Regions from separate parts of the Homo sapiens genome. Here region 2 is linked to region 1. The links are chromatin loops, found by intact Hi-C in ENCODE. Cell type or tissue: breast epithelium. All regions are shown on one strand. Each heading gives the region's core, and the rest is flanking DNA. Links, peaks and the distances in the headings are about the cores only. Region 1 holds the start of MAP6-AS1 (MAP6 antisense RNA 1). Region 2 overlaps WNT11 (Wnt family member 11).

What was found. Peaks named below come from ENCODE experiments on the same cell type or tissue, not always from the same donor. Only the 100,000 strongest peaks of a DNase experiment are listed, where the experiment ranks them.
Region 2: it touches region 1 in a loop (11-fold over the local background); 1 of 110 quality-filtered maps calls a loop at or near these places.

What each region holds. Positions count from the first base shown.
Region 1 is chr11:75,571,363-75,588,163 of GRCh38, forward strand. SERPINH1 (serpin family H member 1) reads left to right here. Exons shown (of 5, transcript NM_001235.5): 5 at 419-1,421. The coding sequence ends at 721. MAP6 (microtubule associated protein 6) reads right to left here. Exons shown (of 4, transcript NM_033063.2): 4 at 15,556-16,801. The coding sequence ends at 15,697. It overlaps MAP6-AS1 (MAP6 antisense RNA 1), which reads left to right and starts at 11,834. Exons shown (of 2, transcript NR_145823.1): 1 at 11,834-11,919. RefSeq lists enhancers at 5,145-5,645, 12,868-13,447 and silencers at 6,768-6,936, 11,852-11,961, 11,972-12,121. In breast epithelium, for the core only: no CTCF peak of the experiment used is centred there; a DNase peak (open chromatin) is centred at 5,289; H3K27ac peaks cover 1,325 bases.
Region 2 is chr11:76,196,135-76,198,634 of GRCh38, forward strand. WNT11 (Wnt family member 11) reads right to left here. Exons shown (of 5, transcript NM_004626.3): 2 at 349-584. Among named protein-coding and RNA genes, the nearest start is that of WNT11, 9.1 kb to the right of the region's middle. In breast epithelium, for the core only: no CTCF peak of the experiment used is centred there; no DNase peak of the experiment used is centred there.

The DNA of each region.
Region 1 (16,801 bases), core at 3,981-6,480:
TGCTAAGAAAGCACTTGGGGAGTTTGTGAAAAGGAATCCATGCCCACTCCCAGAGATTCTGATTCAGGGGGTCTGGGCTGGGGTCAGGACATGAGCATTTGAGATAAGCTCCTGGGTGGTGCCCATGCTGTCTGTCCCTGAACTGCAGCTGGGCAGTGCCGGGATACGTTCTCACTTGTTTTTCTGAGTCTCAGCTTCCTCATCTGTGAAGTGGCAATTAGAAGCCCTTGTAGGGTTGCAGTGAGAATTGAGAAAGCTGTGATTTGAAGTGCCAGTGCCATGCCTGGCATACAGAAGGTGACCAGGGGGTGGTTCTCTCCTCTCTGAGGAGCGGTCAGGGTAGTATGGGGTGGAGGGTTTGAGGGTGGAGGAGCCTGGCAGCCATGGCCTCACCTGGCACACCTCCTTGTTCCCACAGAAACACCTGGCTGGGCTGGGCCTGACTGAGGCCATTGACAAGAACAAGGCCGACTTGTCACGCATGTCAGGCAAGAAGGACCTGTACCTGGCCAGCGTGTTCCACGCCACCGCCTTTGAGTTGGACACAGATGGCAACCCCTTTGACCAGGACATCTACGGGCGCGAGGAGCTGCGCAGCCCCAAGCTGTTCTACGCCGACCACCCCTTCATCTTCCTAGTGCGGGACACCCAAAGCGGCTCCCTGCTATTCATTGGGCGCCTGGTCCGGCCTAAGGGTGACAAGATGCGAGACGAGTTATAGGGCCTCAGGGTGCACACAGGATGGCAGGAGGCATCCAAAGGCTCCTGAGACACATGGGTGCTATTGGGGTTGGGGGGGAGGTGAGGTACCAGCCTTGGATACTCCATGGGGTGGGGGTGGAAAAACAGACCGGGGTTCCCGTGTGCCTGAGCGGACCTTCCCAGCTAGAATTCACTCCACTTGGACATGGGCCCCAGATACCATGATGCTGAGCCCGGAAACTCCACATCCTGTGGGACCTGGGCCATAGTCATTCTGCCTGCCCTGAAAGTCCCAGATCAAGCCTGCCTCAATCAGTATTCATATTTATAGCCAGGTACCTTCTCACCTGTGAGACCAAATTGAGCTAGGGGGGTCAGCCAGCCCTCTTCTGACACTAAAACACCTCAGCTGCCTCCCCAGCTCTATCCCAACCTCTCCCAACTATAAAACTAGGTGCTGCAGCCCCTGGGACCAGGCACCCCCAGAATGACCTGGCCGCAGTGAGGCGGATTGAGAAGGAGCTCCCAGGAGGGGCTTCTGGGCAGACTCTGGTCAAGAAGCATCGTGTCTGGCGTTGTGGGGATGAACTTTTTGTTTTGTTTCTTCCTTTTTTAGTTCTTCAAAGATAGGGAGGGAAGGGGGAACATGAGCCTTTGTTGCTATCAATCCAAGAACTTATTTGTACATTTTTTTTTTCAATAAAACTTTTCCAATGACATTTTGTTGGAGCGTGGAAGAAGATTGGATCAGGAGATTCTTACACCATTCTTCCCAGGGGACAAGGTCTCCTGTTAAGGCAGACTCGCTACTGATGGCTCATATCAGGCCCTGGAATGCTGGCAGATCGCTGGCAGATCACTGTGCAGACAGCGCCAAGTGGCAGGTGCATTCCGTGCTGACCCGGGAAATGGTTCTGGCTCTGGCAGCCCTGGAGAAGTAGCAGCTGCAGGACCTGAATGAGAGCACTGGACCTGGAGCCAGTCTTCAGCCTCTTCGCCTTTCTTTCTTTACCCTTTTTTTAAGATGTGAATCTTGCTATATTGCCCAGGCTGGACTCAAACTCCTGGGTTCCAGCGAACCTCCTTCCTCAGCCTCCTGAGTAGCTGGGACTACAGGCAGGGCTATGGGCATGAGCCACTATGCCCAGCTCCCCTAGCCTTTCCTTGCACGCTGACCTCATGCTACATCCAGGGCTACAGGTACAAACTCAGGCACACATTTAGTAAGTTGCCTGGCTTTGGGCTGGGCTTTGGAAGGAGATTGTGGGGATCCTTGCCCTTAGGTGGCCCGAAGTGTTGGATTTGTAGCAGGGGAGGAGGAGGCACCCAACACGGTCCTTTTTGACACAGTCCTCCGGTTGGATGCCTCATGGTCCTTAGGGCTCCTGACACCGTACCTTAGGGAGAGAGAGGGATGCACGGAACAGAGCCAGTGGCCAGGGAGGCAGAGGAGCAGAGGATATTGGGCTGGAGGCCCATTTCTGCTGCCTGCTGGCCTTTTAACCTAGGACAGGTCATTTTTCTCTCTGGGCACGTCCAGCTTTCCTCTGCCAAAGATTGTGACCTGGGGGTTGTTGGTTCAGGAAGGGACCCCTTACCTGGCTGAGCAATCCAGCAGTAGCCACCAAGATGTACATGGGTCTGCAGAAGGGCCAGCTGATTCACTCCCATCATTGCCACGACAGAGTTTCAGCAAGACTGCTCAGAGTCCCAGGGCCATCCTGTGCTTCGGCTCAATCATTCAGATCTCTATCCTCAAGGGGCTTTGTCTAGAGGTGGAGACTTAGGGATAGGGTACTCAGTGCTCACTGTGTTCCAGGCACCTGGATCATTCTGTTCCAGGTGTGCCACGCTTGTCCCCCTGCCTCAGGGACTTTGCACTAGCTGTCCTTTCTGCCTGGCAGGCGGTTCTTGTAGATGTTTGCAGGGTTGCTTTTTGTCATCCAGGATTCAGCGTAAACGTCTGCTCAGAGAGGCCTTCCCTGACCACCCTACACAAGCAGTCCCTCTCCCACCTCAGTTTCTCTACCATGATTTCTCACTTTACTGACTCCTTAGCACTATGAAATTACCCACTTAAGACTTCCCTGCCTGCCTCCCCTCTTAGAATGGAAGCTCCATGAAGAGAGGGTCCATGGCTGTTTGTCTATTGCAGCAAATCCTGCACCTAGCTTTAGCATCATGCACATATCGAGGAAGGCTCCCAGGAGGAGGTGATATGGGGGCTGCTTTAAAGGGTGAGTAGGCATTTCTGGATCAGAATAATGCTTTGAGTGCAACCAGCTGGTACGCCTTTGTGTTTTGCTCTTCCTATGTGCCAAATACTTAATATGTACAATTTTATCCAAGCTTCCTAACAGCTTGGCTAGTTAGGTAGGGATTGTCCCCATCTTACAGGTGAGATAACAGGCTGAGCAGTTAAGTGAGCTGCCTGAGGCCCTACAGTCAGTGGGGGCCGAGCTGGGACTAGATCCTAGTCGGTTGGGTAGTTGCTTCGCCACATAGGAAGGGCAGGAGAGGCCCCTAACACAGTGCCTGGAACCCAGCACTGAGCACAGATTCTAGTAATGAAGGCATGTTAACTTGCATACGATCTGTATCCATCTCTCTTAATCCTTGCAATAGCCCCGTTAGGTGGGAAGTCATCCTAACTTTACAAGGTGTAGCTCAGAGAAGGCAGAGACTGGGCTGGAACCCAGGCCTCCTGGCCCTGAAGTTCAGCCTGTGACAGCTCCCCCACCAAGTGGGAATGGGCAGTAAAATAAGCCAGGCCCGGGTGTGGGGCCACCGAGAGGACCCAAAGGGGGTCTTGAGGCCACGCTCCTCCATCCTGACTCAGGTGGGGAGGGTGGTAAGAGGTCTGTGCTGTTGCATCTCAAACACCCGTCCGTGAGGACTGGAGTTGCTGGTGTGTGAGTGGCAGTGCAGGTGGCAGAGGTGGGTGAGTTAGGGGTGGGGTGGGGTCTAGAGGTTGGTCCAGCCAGTGTTGCTGCCCCCCAGTGCCCCATCACTGCCCTGTGTGGAGCTTTCCTGCTGCCTGGAGGCCATTGGAGGGATTACCCTGTTATTCTCACCCTGGTGCTTGTTAAAGTCTTGGGAGATAATAAGCCTGTTGGATTGTGCGGGTCCCAGATGTGGATGCGGATTAGCCTTCTCCTGAGTGCCTACTGTGTGCCTGGCACTGCCATGTATGATTTCATTTACTTTTCAGACTTCCCTCCAGAGTAGCTATTACTGCTCCATGTTATGGACAAGAAAACTGGGGCTCAGAGAGGGGAAGTGACCAGCTCAAGGCCACCCAGCAGGACAGTGACAGAGCTTGGCTCACATGGGAACCCAGGTTTCCTGGCTGTAGAGGAAGGAGAAGTTACTGACGTGTGTGAGCTCCATGCTCCACAGTTTGCAGGGGGCGGTCACCCATCTTTTCCCCAGTCCCTGCAGCACGGGGCTTGTTGTCCTGACACTCCAGCTGTGACCTCTGCGACAGCATGCCCTTGTCTGCCTGTGTCCTGCTGCATCCCCGCACTTAACACAATGCCCGGCACACAGGAGGCGCCTAATAAATGCACCTTCTAAGGAAGCAGTCTAGTGGGAGCTGTGGTGTTTAGCAGCAGAGGCGTTGGAGCCTGACAGACCTGACGGGCGTCCCAGCTCTGCCACTTCCTAGCAGTGTGACCATGGGTCAGTTACTTACCTTCTCTGAGCTTCAGTTTCCTCAGTAGTAAGGTGGAAATGATAACAGTACTTACCTCATAAGGTTGTGGTGAAAGTTAAATGAGGTAATCCATGGTACTTGGCAAATACATAGCCAATAAACATTATTAGTAGTTACTAATAAGAGAAGGTAGTGATTCAAAATCATACAGCAGAGCTGGGATTTGAGCCTACCTCTCTGCAACTGTAAAAAGCCTGACCCCTTCCATTATGCCACAGTGCCTTGGGTTCAGGCTGGGCTGAAGTGTCAGGGGAGACTCCTGGAAGAAGGGGCTGGAGCTGGACGACAAGAAGGAAAGAAGCATTCCAGATGTGAAGAACAGCTGGAACAGAGGTGCAGCAGTTGCGATGGGCAGGGTGATCGTGGAACACAGGGAGGGGGGTGGTGAGGAGGGCTGAAGTGGGAGATGGAGGATTGAACTGCTACATGATGGGAACCCCCTGGATAAGGCACTCAGAGGGTCAGTGAGCATTATTAGAGGCAGGACAGATGGCCCTCGCCACTCAATCCCTCTGAATTTCCCAATCCTCTGTCCCGCCACTCCCGCTAACTCTACAGCCCCTCTCAGTTCTCACCATCTCCCCTTCCCATTTGCCCATGCTGTCTCCTCTGCCTGGTCCCAGGCCCCTCCCATCTCTGCCTGTTGAGCCCCCTCATCCTTAGAGGCCTATTTCAAAGGATACTATAACCCCCAGGGAACCTTCCAGGCCCCTAGACAGAAGCATGACAGCATGCACAGCAGCATCCCTTCAGGTGCCCTGGAGACACACCATCCTTCATGCATCTTGCTGCCGTCTTCCGTTTTCTCAAGTGTGACTTTTCTCAGTCTGCTCAGCCCCACCACGTGGTCGTCTCCAGTGCCCCATCCCTCGGGGCGCACCCAGTTCACACTGACCCGCCTGGCTGCTCCAGCAAGAATGAGGAAGTGGCTTTGTATTGAAAAGACCCACGCTGAGAAGTGGACAGCTCTTTTCCTTTCTTTTTTTCCATGTCATTTCTCCATTTACCCATTCTTGGTGTAAGCAGAGGTCCCAAGCTCAGCAGGGGAAACTCCAGGCAGAGGAGAGTGCACTGAGCCACATTTTCTGACTTCCTTTTTTTTTTTTTGAGACTCACTCTGTTGCCAGGCTAGAGTGTAGTGGCATAATCTCGGCTCACTACGACCTCCGCCTCCCAGGTTCAAGAGATTCTCCTGCCTCAGCTTCCCAAGTAGCTGGGACTACAGGCACGCACCACCACACCCAGCTAATTTTTGTATTTTTAGTAGAGAGGGCGTTTCACTATATTGGCCAGGATGGTCTCAATCTCTTGACCTCGTGATTCACCCGCCTGGGCCTCTCAAAGTGCTGGGATTACAGGTGTGAGCCACCGCACCCAGCCTTCTGATTTCTTAAGACATGAATTTGAGGCTGCCGTTGCCAAATTACGTAGTCAATTTATCAGTTGAATTCATAGGACTGCTCTGTCTCAGGTGAAACTTAGGGCACTGACCTCGATGAGAATGAGACAGTGTCATATGGGAAGATATGGACAATTTAGAGGCCCCCCCCCGCCCCCGCCCCCGCCCCCGCCCCAACAACATCTACTCCACCGCGCCTCCTAGTGGCAGAAGCAGTCCTTGCTCCTCTACCTGCGGAGGCTCCTGCTGCCTTGCCCGAAGATCTTGCAATGACCTTGCCTGGAAGTTATCCTGCAGCGTTTTAGTTATTTATTGCTGAGTAACAGGCCACTCCACATGTAGTGACTTAATTGGGTTTGCTCAGATGACTGCAATCACTGGATGCTGGGCTCAGCTGGGATAGTTGGAATGGCTGATGCTGGGCCTCTCTGTCTACAGCATCCTCCTTCCCAGTTTCTTCATGGCACGGTGACCTCAGGATTCCGGGAGAATGGAGGCAGGAGCTAAGCATCTGAGGCCTGGGCTCTGCAACTTGCATTATGTCACTTATAATACATTCTCCTGGTTAAAGCTAGTCATCAGGCCAACCCAGATTCAAAGCGTGAAAACTAGACTCCTCTTCTGGAGCATAATATGGTGGGCATCTGTCACCTGAGGAGAGGCCAGTTCTCTTCATGCCCCACTCACGTTGTCTCCAGCCCCATCATGGATAGATCCTTGCCTGCCTAATTCCTGAGTCAAGTCTGGGAGGAGGCAGCACACACATCAAAAGAATTGCAAGATTTTGCTAACTTATATCAGCAAAAATCTGGATAGCGTATATCAGAATGTTTTCTGTGGGTGCTAATCCAGGGACGGAGGAATATGACTTTCACCGGGCTGAATTTATTAATATAGGTACATTTAGCTGAGATTCTAGATTCAATGTGCCAGTGTGAGCAGCTAGGAGTGGTTTTGTTTGCTTAACTGGTTGACTGACTCCTGGATTCAATCAAGGCCTGTGCTCATTGAAATTGAGATGCCAGAAGTTCCTCGTTTTAATATAGAAGATGCAATCCAAAGACCAAGGGAGGGAGGAATGTTGAGGTGACTGTTCCCTGTGTGGCCCACTCCCTCTCCTTGGCTAAGCTCCACATGCCTAACTTCCTCTTGTACAGAAAGACCCCCTTCACCAAGGCACCCAGAAACACATGAGTGAGGGAAGCATCTCTGAAGCATGTTGCAGCACTTGCTCTCTGTGGGCTCGGCATACTGGTGGGAGATGCTGCCATGAAAATGGACTCCATGATTTCAGTGGAAATGATAGGACCCCAGGGGAGCAGAGGGCGAGCAGCACTCGACCACCCAGGACATCAGACCTCAGGTGGCAATAAGCATGTTCTGACCATAGATGTCTTCAGCAAAGGCTGATCAATCAAGGACCAAATAAGACCAAGGAGACCAAACAGATGGGCAGCTCTTAAGGTCCTCCTTAATCTCTCTTTCTCTTTTTTTTTTTAGATGGGAGTGCAGTGATGCGATCTCGGATCGCTGCAACCTCCACCTCCTGGGTTCAAGTGATTCTGCTGCCTCAGCCTCCCTAGTAGCTGGGATTACAGGCATGCACCACTACACCCAGCAAATTTTTGTATTATTAGTAGAGACAGGATTTCACCATGTTGGCCAGGCTGGTCTTGAACTCCTGACCTCAGGTGATCCACCCACCTTGGCCTCCCAAAGTGCTGGGATTACAGGTGTGAGCCACCGCACCTGGCCCTCCTTAATCTCTATAACAGAAACAGGAAATCAAAACAACCAACAAACAAACACAAACCCTCTAGAGCTGGCAAGTGGAAGCTTGACTTGAGCCACTAAGAACAAGATCTCAACCTCTCACCCAAAGTCCCTAGAATGAAAGAGAGGCCAGTACCCTTCAGAAAAGCCCCTTGAATAGCACCAGAGATACATACTGTAAATCATTCCTTCAGCCTTCTGCAAACGGTCCTGGGCCATTTGCCAGAAAACTGTGCTCTGTGGAAAGAAAATACTCAAATTTTTCAGGGATTAGTGGATGTTAAGTCTATTTAATGTTAATTCCTGAGGACCCAGAAAGCTGCTGTGTAGAGGCTCAGGTTGGTCAGGTAATAATTGGAGTTTTGACCCAAGTGCAGTGGGACCCTGAACCCATTCTGCAATTATTATTATTTTTTTTTTACTTTCATGATATATAATTGGAATTACAGGTAGAATTCATACATGAGCCTCCAGACCTGTGGAATAAGCGTAATTATGGCAAAATGATCAAGTGGAAACCCCTCAATCTCCTCCTTCTTACCAAAATAATACACCAATAATAAATTCTGGGGAGTAACAGGAACTTGTGCCACCATCAAAGACTTGAAAGATGCAAAGGTGGTTTCTGTCACATTTCATTTAACTCATCTATTTGGTCTGTGCAGAAGGCACGGGTCTTGGAGAATGACAGGTCATTACTGTAAGCTTACTCAGGTGGTGAGTTCAGTTGCAGATGCTATTATTCCAGGTGTGGTCTTTTTATGGGAATTATAATTGTTTTTTTGTCACAATGTAAAACTATCTGATGAGTTATGTTTTCTTGTCCTCTACAGACAGTCCCCTTAGCAGTTTTCTTTCTGTTGGCAGGGATAGCAGTACACCTTTCTCATCTTGTCTTGAAACTCCTCAAGTCTCTGATTTTCTATGTAGATTTTGATCATCCTCCCATATCACAGGCCATTATATTTGTCCACTACATTGATTATACTATGTTGCTAGGATTGGGAGAAGGAGAAGCAGTGGGTACTTCAGATGCATCAATAAGACATAAGTGTGCCTAAGAATGGAAGTAAGTTTCATGAGAACATAGGGGCCTGCCAACCACGTGAAGTTCCTGGGTGTTCAGTGATCTGGATCCCTGCAAAATGAAAGACAACTTGCTGGGCTTTCTGCCTCTTACTGCTAATAAGCACAACACTTCTTGGGCTTCTATGTATTCTGGAAGCAAAATATATTGGTGTGTTTCTCTGATCCTTATAAGGTTATTGAGTAACCTATAAGGCTGCAGGGTTGGAGTGGGGTCCAGAGAAAAGGAAAGTTTCCAGGTGGTCCAGAATGAAAGGCAAGCAGCTCTGCCACATGGCCCTGATAGCCCAGCCGATCCCAAGATGGCTCAAGTGTCTGCGGCAGATGGGATGGTATTTGAACCCATGGCAAACTCTGATAGAAGAATCAAAATGGAGTATCTACAATTTAGGAGTGAAGCCTGGTGCTCCTTAGCAAGCAGTTTTCCTCCTTTTGGGGAAGGACTCTTGGCTCACTGCTGGCTGGGCTTAGCTGACAGTGGTCTCAGTGTGGGAGGCACCAAGGGATTGTGAAAGTAATTAATGACTGTAACACACAGTGTGTTCTTTTCTCAGGGATACTTGGGTTATATGTGCTCAGTGGTTGCTAAATGAGATGTCAGTAAATTATGCATCAGGTATGAAAACACACTTGACTTCTCTCCTTTCTTATCCCCCTTATCCGAAATCGGGCTTCTGTTTCTTCTACTCTAGAGAGTCTACAATTGCCAAAGTCAGTGATCTCTTTATTGCTACTTTAAAAAAAACTAATTTCAGCCGGATGCAGTGGCTCATGCCTGTAATCCCAGCACTTTGGGAAGCCGAGGCGGGCAGATCGCGAGGTCAAGAGATCGAGACCATCCTGGCCAACATGGTGAAACCCCATCTCTACTAAAAATACAAAAAATTAGCTGGGCATGGTGGCATGCGCCTGTAGTCCCAGCTACTCGGGAGGCTGAGGCAGGAAAATCACTTGAACCTGGGGGGCGGAGGTTGCAGTGAGCCGAGATCACACCACTGCACTCCAGCCTGGCAACAGAGTGAGACTCCATCTCAAAACAACAACAACAACAAAAAAAACTAATTTCGCGCCTATGAAAAAAATTCCAACATACATGACAATTAAATAATAGTACACATAGCTGGGCACGGTGGCTCACGCCTGTAATCCCAGCACTTTGGGAGGCTGAGGCGGGCAGATCCTGAGGTCAGGAGTTCAAGACCAGCCTGACCAACATGGTGAAATCCTGTTTCTGCTAAAAATACAAAAATTAGCTAGGCGTGGTGGTGTGCGCCTGTAGTCCCAGCTACTCGGGAGGCTGAGACAGGAGAATCACTTGAACCTGGGAAGCGGAGGTTGCAGTGAGCGGAGATTTCACTACCACACTCCAGCCTGGCCGACAGAGTGAGACTCCATCTCAAAATAAATAAATAATAGTACCCATCACAAAACTTCAATATGTAACGACATTTTGCCCATTTTGTTCAACAGATTCTAAATCCATATTGCAGGGAAGCCGTTATGGTCTCTAACCCTGTTAACTCTTCATCCTTGATGTCTTCCCCAAGGTGACATTCCTTTCTAGTTTTCTTCTGACTCCTCTGCTGCTTTAGGGCAGCCTCCACTTGGGGGCTCCTTCTTTTGCCTGTCCCCTGAATGTGGGTGTTTCCCAGCGCTCTGACCTGACCCCATCCGTCTCTCGCTTTCCACACTCCTGCTGGGTAAACTCACCCTCTCTCATAGCCTTTTTACCTTCTGTGGGTTGGCGAGGCTCACATTTCAATGAGGTCTGCATCTCCGCCTTCAGCTCAGACCCTTTTCCCAGTCTCAGACCACCATGTCCAGAAGTCTGGACACCAAATTGAGTCCATCCTCCTGCCAAAACAAGCTGTTTCCTGGATTCCCATTAATCCACACAACAATAGAGATCTACTCATATTTATTAGATACCAATTTTTATGTAAGAAAAAAATGTAAGATTCTGGAACAAGCCAAAGAAATTACTGCTACATGAAAAAGATGGACAATAACAAGTGTTGGTAAGGATGTGGAGAAACTGGAACCCTCCTACACTGTGGGTGGGAATGTAAAACAGTGAAGCCCTGGCCCACCCAGAACCAGAATAAACGCCGTAGAGGATTTTTCCCCTTTTCCCCCCACTTCAAGAGATGGGCTCTTGAGCACAGTAGAATGATCAGAGCTCACTGCAGCCTTGAGCTCCTGGGTTCAAGCCTCAGCCTCCGAAATAGCTGGAACTACAGGCATGCACCACCACACCCAGCAGAGGATGTTGAACTGATGGCCCAAGGTGGAGAGGGAGTGAAAGTGCAGGTGCTTTGATGGATGAGGGATGGAGTGGCTTCCCTCCGGGAATGAAGGTGTGCAGAAAGGGCCACGCGCCTGCGGGCTGGGTTGCAGGGCCTCTGAGGGATGGGCTCAGATGTGGAAGCTATAGGAATGCCTGGGCAAACTGGGCAGAAATACCACAACCTGGGCAGGCTTTGGGAGGTCCCCAGCCAAGCCCTAGGGAGAGGGAGAGGGGCTGCCAGCCCCCCGGCTTGGGCTCAGGGAAGCCATAGTGATTCTTCTCAGGATGGCCTGAACCTCCTGGAATTGTGATAAGCCCCAAAGACAGGATGAGGCTCCAGGAAAATGACTAATATCAGATTTCCTGTCAACCGTGGCAACGAGAGAAGGGGGCTCCCAGTCTATTTAATTAGATTTACCAAAATAAAGACGTGGCATTTCTTACACCTGAGTGCCATGCTGTGATGCATAGACTGAATTACAAATTGTGAGATGGGTGAGGTAAGAGGGGGTGGCCATAGAGATAGTGAAAAGTGGGCAAATTTGCTATTTAGCAGGAAGGCCAGGCAGGTCTTACTGATAGTTTGGAAGCTGAGGGTCGGAGACTGGTACTGAAAAGGATTTCCCGGTTTCTGGCTGAGAACTGGGTCAACCCGAGTGCATTCCCACCCACTTCCTCTAGACCATCCATCCACTCAGCGGCACAGACTCCCGAAAGTGTCGCTCCAGTCCGAGTTGGCTCCTGTCCCTTGTCCACATAGACCGTCTCCCCGCTCCCCCAATATGGCACAAGGTGCCTAGGCCGTGTGGGGCGTCGGCAGGTATCACGGGTGGGGTCCATTGTGTGAGGACTAACATCGCGGCCTTTCCCCAGACCAGCCACCGGGGACTCCAGAGAGGCCTCGGCCCAGCTCCCGGAAAGGGTCTCCCAGCCAGGCCTTCTAGCGGCCCAAAGCGGGTAGGCAGAGCGCAGATACCGGGGCCTCTTTCGCCCACCCTCGCCAGGGCACTATCCTTCCCACCGGCCCGATCCCGCGTCCCGAGGTCTCGCGGGGCCAGGCTGCACGGGCGGCGGAGCCCGGAGCCCGGGGCGGGGCCGGAGATGAGCCTGCAGGCGGGGGGCTGTGCGAGTGCGCGGGGACGGGGGCTGCTGTTTCCGAGCCGAGAGCCCTGGTAGCGGGGCTCTGTGGGCGGAGACGCCCTCCCGAGCCTGGGCATCTTCGGAGTGGGACTCTCGGGTCGGAGTTCCGCCGCCGGCCCATCCAGTTTCAGCGGGTCGCCTTTGCCTCTGGGCCGGGTGGGGAGCCTCCCATTCCAGAGACCCCCCGACTCCCTGCCCCTCGCGGCGTAGGGGCGCCCTTTCTGCGGCGCCGCGGGGCCGTCCTCTCCCCTCCCCGGGCGGCTGCAGCAGGGGCGCGGGAGCCCGCGGACTGCGGGGTTGCGGTCGCCCCTGCTTTGTGAGTTCCCGCAGCTGGGAGGAAGAAGGAGAGGAGGGAGGAGGGAGAGGTGGGGAAGGGGACGCCGCGGGAGACTGGGAAGTGGCTGCCGCAGGGAGGAGCTAGGCCTCGAGTGAAGCCTGCTTGTAAGAAGGGCCAGGAGAGTCGGGTGCGCCCCCGCCCTCCCTGCCCCACCCCAAGATGGGGACCCAGAGCCCCTCCTCCCGCACTGGGCCTTCTTTCTGGGTAGTGGAGGGCTGGACTGGACTGAGCTGGGAAGGCCTGCAGCTCAGAGGCGCTGCTCTGTGCGTCAGGACCGGCTTGCAAATGAAGATGTTGAGGGGCTGGCTCTGGGCTCATAGCAGAAACTGCCAGATCTAGCGGCCACCCCTCAGTCCTCATCTGCGCCGGCCCTCCCAGCTTTCGACCCGGCCTCACTGTCTCCTGATTGAATCACTCCGGGCACCACAGTTCCCTGGTTCCTCCTTACAGCTCCGGGCCAGCCCCTCTGAACTTTTTCTGGGCGATTCTCTCTGACCTCTTAAGTCCGCAACGCTTGGAACAGGACCCACATCTCTTTCCATTCTGACACTCTCTGAGGGAGCGCAGCGTCCTTCATGTGGGGCTTGTGACCATCCTCCCCCCAGCCCCAGGGCAGCTGACTACCAGGCCCTGTTTCCAGACGTCTCTTCAGAGGTCAAGCCTTGGTAGCCAGTGGCCTGGACATCTGCCCCCGGGTGTCTCGGAGGCCCTCAGGGAAACCTTGTTCTGCTTCTCAGAGATGGCGCCACGGTTCGCTTGGCCTGTGGAAACGTGTGTGTCATGGGACCTGGTGTGTGGGTCAGAGGAAGGACTGGGAGGAGGAGGAAGGTGTCCACATGCGATTTTTTTTTTTGAGACAGAGTCTCGCTCTATCGCCCGGGCTGGAGTGCAGTGGCTAGATCTCAGCTCACTGCAATCTCTGCCTCCCAGGTTCAAGCGATTCTCGTGCCTTAGCCTCCCAAGTAGCTGGGATTACAGGTGCCTGCCACTACACCCAGCTAATTTTGGTATATTTAGTAGAGACAGGGTTTCACCATGTTGGTCAGGCTGCTCTTGAACTCCTGACCTCAAATAATCCACCCACCTCGGCCTCCCAAAGTCCTGGGATTACAGCCGTGAGCCATCGAGCCCGACCTTCACACGCAATTCTTTAGCCTCAATGTGGCCTTGTCTTATCTTCAGGTTTCTGACTATTGGAGCTCATATGGCAGCAAGCTCTGAGGGCTACTTTTGTGTTGGGCCAAAAAAAGCCAACCTCACTGTGAAGAAACGTCTCTCTCTCTCTTTCTCTGTGTGTGTGTGTGTGTGTGTTTGTGTGTGTATAGACAAAACCCTAGTGCTGTTGGGAACGGGGTGAGGAGGCAGGCTTGGGGCCAGTTGGATGGGGAAGGCTTGCTTAGAAAACTAGACTATTTGGGTGTCCTCCATACTGTATTTCCTCTGATGATTTTCCTGTAAGAACTGAGCTGAGCTCCTTTGAAAGGGATAGCAGTATTCCTTGGGAGCCAGCTTTGGTGGGGGCAACTGGTGGAGCCTCCACCCTAGCTTCTTGGGGGCTCTGGGCTTTGAAAGGGAGGCTGTAATATGGCCTTGCGGCCCCTGCCAGTGGCATCCCGGCCGGACCCATCTTTGACTGAGGCTGAGCCCCAGGCCCGCTGGCAGCTCCCAGCCGTCCTCCCCACAGCCTGGCTGTGGCTGTTCCTCGGCCTGCCAGCCCCACAATCACAGCCCACAGGACGCACCCCCACTCCCTCCCTGATTTCCTGGAATTCAGAAAATGGATCACCCCTGCCTCGTCCTAGTTTTCCACCCCAGAGACCTGCCATACCCTTGGTCAAGTCCTCATGCAAACCAGATTCCTTTCATTCAAGGACTTTCAGAGGGAGCGTTACCCGGTCCTCAGCCACACCCATGCCGCCCTGTCTGCCCTGTCTGGACTGCCTAGACTCCATCAGAACTCCACAGCCACTTTCTCTGGAAAGCCTTCCTGGCTGCTCTTGCCAGGTGTTCTCTCTTCACTGGCCTCTCAAAGCCAGGTCTTGACTTGTCCTAGGGCCTCATCCCATACCATGTTTTATTGTCATAATATTCTTTCCCATAGTGACCCCAGTGCTCAGCACTGAGCCTGGCACAAAGTGCATGCTAAGGACAAGCTTGCTGCACGGAGAAATGAATGGGGACTTCAGATATACATACACACACACACACATATATATATACACGTATATATATATATATATATATATATACGTGTATATATATATATACGTGTATATATATATATACACACACACATACATACATACACATACACACGCTTTTTTTTTTTGAGACCGAGTCTCGCTCTGTCGCCCAGGCTGGAGCCAGGCTAGAGTGCAGTGGCACAATCTCGGCTCATTGCAACCTCTGCCTCCCAGGTTCAAGTGATTCTCCTGCCTCAGCCTCCTGAGTAGCTGGGTTTACAGGTGCCTGCCACCGCACCCAGCTAATTTTTTTATTTTTAGTAGAGACAGGGTTTTTACCATGTTGGCCAGGCTGGTCTCGAACTCCTGACCTCAGGTGATCCACCCACCTAAGCCTCCCGAAGTGCTGGGATTACAGGCGTGAGCCACTGTGCCTGGCTCTAGGTATATTCTTTAGAAGCTCTCAGTTGAGCTGTCATGGATATTGAATGAGGATTAGCAGGTGTTAGGTTATACAGTGTCCTGAGACTTATGATCAGAGCCTGGTTTCCTCAAGAAGTTTGACCCCTGGATGAGCTTTAAGGCTGAGCTCTTGGCAAACAACTGTCATCCAGAATTCCCCTGTGCCAGGTGGGTCCCTGCTCCTGTTTCATCTGCAGGCTTCAACTCAGCTACCCAGGGCTCAGCCTGCTGGGATTTGGCACCTCTTGTGAGGCTGTCATGGTATCTGACCCTTGCCTTATCCTGCCCACCTCCGTGATGGGGTCCTGTTTCCATCTAGCATCGCCTACCCACTCCCATCTCATGCTGACAACTCACAGGAACTGGTGCTTCTCAGACCCCTCTGGTCCAGACGGGTGAATGCAGAGCCTGACAGGCCCACCTATACACATGTATGCACCCCTGCCCAACAGAGACAGAGAGAAACATTGCTGAGCCAGAGGGACCATTTTTATTAGATTCCAGCAAGACTACTGTACATGTTTCATGCAGATTAAATATGTGTCTTCACTGCCCCTGGGAGGGGAGCACTCTCACTGTCAGCTCCTTCATTGGTGTGTCAAGGGGTGAGTGTCAAGGGGAGCTCTCAATGTATTCCGTATGGGGGGCAGTTGGGATCATGACTCGGGGTAGAGGTGAGACAGTAGGTAGCTGAGGGTCCCTGGGACCTTGAGTCTTCAGAGGTTCAGGGACTGCAGGACCTTGGTCCTTTGCTGGTACTGGCACCAGAGGATCTTGATCCTTCAGAGGCACTGGGACTATAGGAACTTGATTCTTCAGAGGTTCAGGGACTATACGACCTTGATTCTTTGGAGGCTGTAGGACTGTGGGGCCTTGATCCTTAACTAGTACTGGGAGAATGGGGTCTTGATTCTTCACGGACTCGGGGACCACAGGACCTTGATTCTTTACAGGTGCCACAACTGCAGAATCGTGAACCTTTGCATGCTCTGGGACTACAACATCTTGATCCTTGACTGGCCCTGAGACCACTAAACCTTGATTCTTTACAGGCTCAGAGACCATGGAACCTTGATTCTTTATGGGTGCTGTGGCCATGGCACTTTCATCCTTCGGATGCTCTGGGACCATGGGATCTTGATCCTTGATAGGTGCTGAGACCATGGGACCTTCATCCTTGACAGGTGCTGGGACTATGGGACCTTCACCCTTGACAGGTGCTGGGACTATGGGACCTTGATCCTTGACAGGTGCTGAGACCATGGGACCTTGATCCTTGACAGATGCTGAGACCATGGGACCTTCATCCTTGACAGGTGCTGGGACCATAGGAGCTTGATTCTTCACAGGCTCAGGAATCCTAGGACCTTGATCCTTTAGAGACTCTGGTACCACAGAGCCTTGATCCTTAACTTTTGCTGGAACCATAGGACTTTGATTCTTTGGAGGAACTGGGACCGAGGGACCTTGGTCCTTGACTGGTGCTGAGATAACAGGGCTTTCATTCTTTAAAGGCTCAGGGACCGTGTGATCTTGATCCTTGACTGGTAATGGGATCATGGGACCTAGATCCTTTGGAGGCCCTGGGACCACAGAACCTTGCTTCTTCAGAGGCTCTTGCACCATAGGACCTTGACCTTTCAGAAGGCCTGGGACCACAGAACCTTGATCCTTGTCTGGCTCTGTGGCTACAGGACCTTGAGTCTTACTTGAATCA
Region 2 (2,500 bases), core at 1-2,500, 620 kb after region 1:
AGGAGCCTCCCTGACATGTGGCCTCACGTACAGCAGGCCACAGCCTTGGGTCATTCCTTCATTCATGCATGGGGGCACACAGGTACATGTGCTGTCCAGGCTCCCCTGTGATGATATCGCCACTCATCTGTGTTTACTCGTTTGTGAATTCATGCCTGCACACCCATATTTATGATTAATTCATCCACCCATACCCCATCCATCCATGCCTGTATCCACCCGTCATTCATCCATGAATCCATCATCCACCCACCCATGAACCCATCCCTCCATCTAAACACACACAGATTGATGCCTGAATTCCTTCACCCGCACCCACATGCATTCAGCAGCCTCGCCAGCTCCTACCTCTCTCCAGGTCAAGCAAATAGTTGGGGGCGAGCTCAATGGAGGAGCAGTTCCAGCGCATGTCGGCAAAGGCCCGGCGACAGGCCTTCATGACCTCGCGGGCGGCGTGCACCACCGTGTGCATGAGCTCCAGGTTGCTGCGGCACAGCTGCACCTGTGCAGACACCAGACCCTCCAGCTGCTTGCAGTGTTGCGTCTGGTTCAGTGCCAGGGCCGATGGTGTCTTGGACAGCGCCCTGCACACCATGGAAAGGCCATGACCGATGGAAGGAGAGACAGGGTTGTCAGGGGCCACATGGCCTCCACCCGCCCTTCTGGCCCCAGCCTTTCCCTCAATGGACTTTGCCTCCTGGTTTCCTGGCTCCTTCCAAAAAAGGCTCCCAAACTGTCAGCTGGCAGAGCAGTGGATCCCCCTCACACCCCATGTGACCTTGGGCACATCACCGTCCCTCTCTGGGCCTCAGGCCCTATTCATAACATAGGATCACAACCCCATCCTACCTAAGCTTTAGGATAATTATACTAACAAAACAGCTGTACAGTTCACAAAGCTCACCTCCACCACCTGATTTAGTTCTCACACAGCTGTGAATTATTAGTCTTTATTCAACATTCATTCAACACTGAGCAGCTACGTGCCAGAAACCATGAGAAATGCTAGATTCTTATGATCACAATAATTATACATACTATTAACTGAAGCCTTTCTAGATGCGCTACATGTGGTAGGAGTTTTCCATCATTGTTTCATGTGATTACTAAACCCATTTATTATGTTGTAAAGTCCCATATCCATGCAAGGAATTCCTAATAAAGGATTAAAGAGCCACTCAGTTTTGTGATGACCTGGAACTTGAAAAATTTAGTATCTAATTCAGACTTGGCCATTAACTTGTTGTGTGATCTTAGATAATTCATTGCCCCTCTTTGGGCCTCAGTGTTTGTACTTATAAACCGTATTTCCCAGAATGGGCTCCAGTGAGACACTCTGACAAAAGGGATCCATGTGGGGAACACGATGTACTATGTCCCTGCTTGGAGAGTCAGGATGCACATTTACGTTTTAAAGGTCCTGAGAAGTCCTGCAGCAAAGCAACAGGCTTGGTGTTAAAATTCAACTCAGGGAGTCTATTGAGTACAGTGAGCACAGAGCCCTTTGCTTGAGGCTGCTGACTTCATCCACCTCGTCCGTGCTTTGGGAAACGTTAGCCTGGTGGGTCCCTATGAACCCTGGTGATGTTAGAGGACCCAAGAGCCTCCCAGATCCCAGCTCTGGGCACCTGGGTTCCAAGACTCTAGGACCAGGCCCCTCCTCGATCTGCCGTTCTCCTAGGCCTTCTCTGAGGGCAGCCTGCATCGGCAGCACTTAAGGACCCCACAACCTTAAAGGACTCCACATGGACTCACTCTCAGTGCCCCCACCCACAGCAGAGGCCGTCTGGAACCCAGAGTCAGCTGGCCTTCAGCAACCCAGCAGAGACCCAGGAGCGACAGGGAACCAAGAGGGGGCCATTCTGCAGCCAGAAGTGCTGAGTGCCCCGCCTGCTGTGGACCCAGCGGTCCTCACCCAGGGTCAGGGCTGAGACCTGGCAAGGTAGAGATCCCAGAACCCCTGGGCTGAGTTCTGAGGGAGGCAGCCCATTGCCAAGGGCACTGCACAGGCTTGGGTAGACTCCAGGCTATATCACTCCCCTTGCGACCTTGAGCAAGTCACTTAACCTCTCCTCTCCCATCAACCTCCCAGTATTAACTGAGGGCTTAAATCAGACAATGTGTGTCACACGTTCTGCCCAGGGCTGACACTCTGTGGTCAGTGGTCAGTGATGGAAGCTACTACAGTTACCACCTTGGTGGTCTTTTCCTACCTGTGGGCAGCCTCCCTGGACCTGCCTAGTCAAGGCCAAGGGCTGCTGCTTGACATTCAGGGCCCCTCAAAGCCTGGCCTCCCAGCTCTCGCCAGCCTCCCATCCTCATCCTGACATCCAGCTACACCAGGTTCTTGACTTCTCTGAAAGGAACTGTCTTGCCACCATGCCTTTGCCCAAGCTTTTCCTGATGCCAGGAATGCCTTTCCCCCTGCTTCTGGACATGAATGAACTTGATCTGCTTGTGGAAGAAGTATTTACTAAGCACCAACTCTTCCCAGACTCAT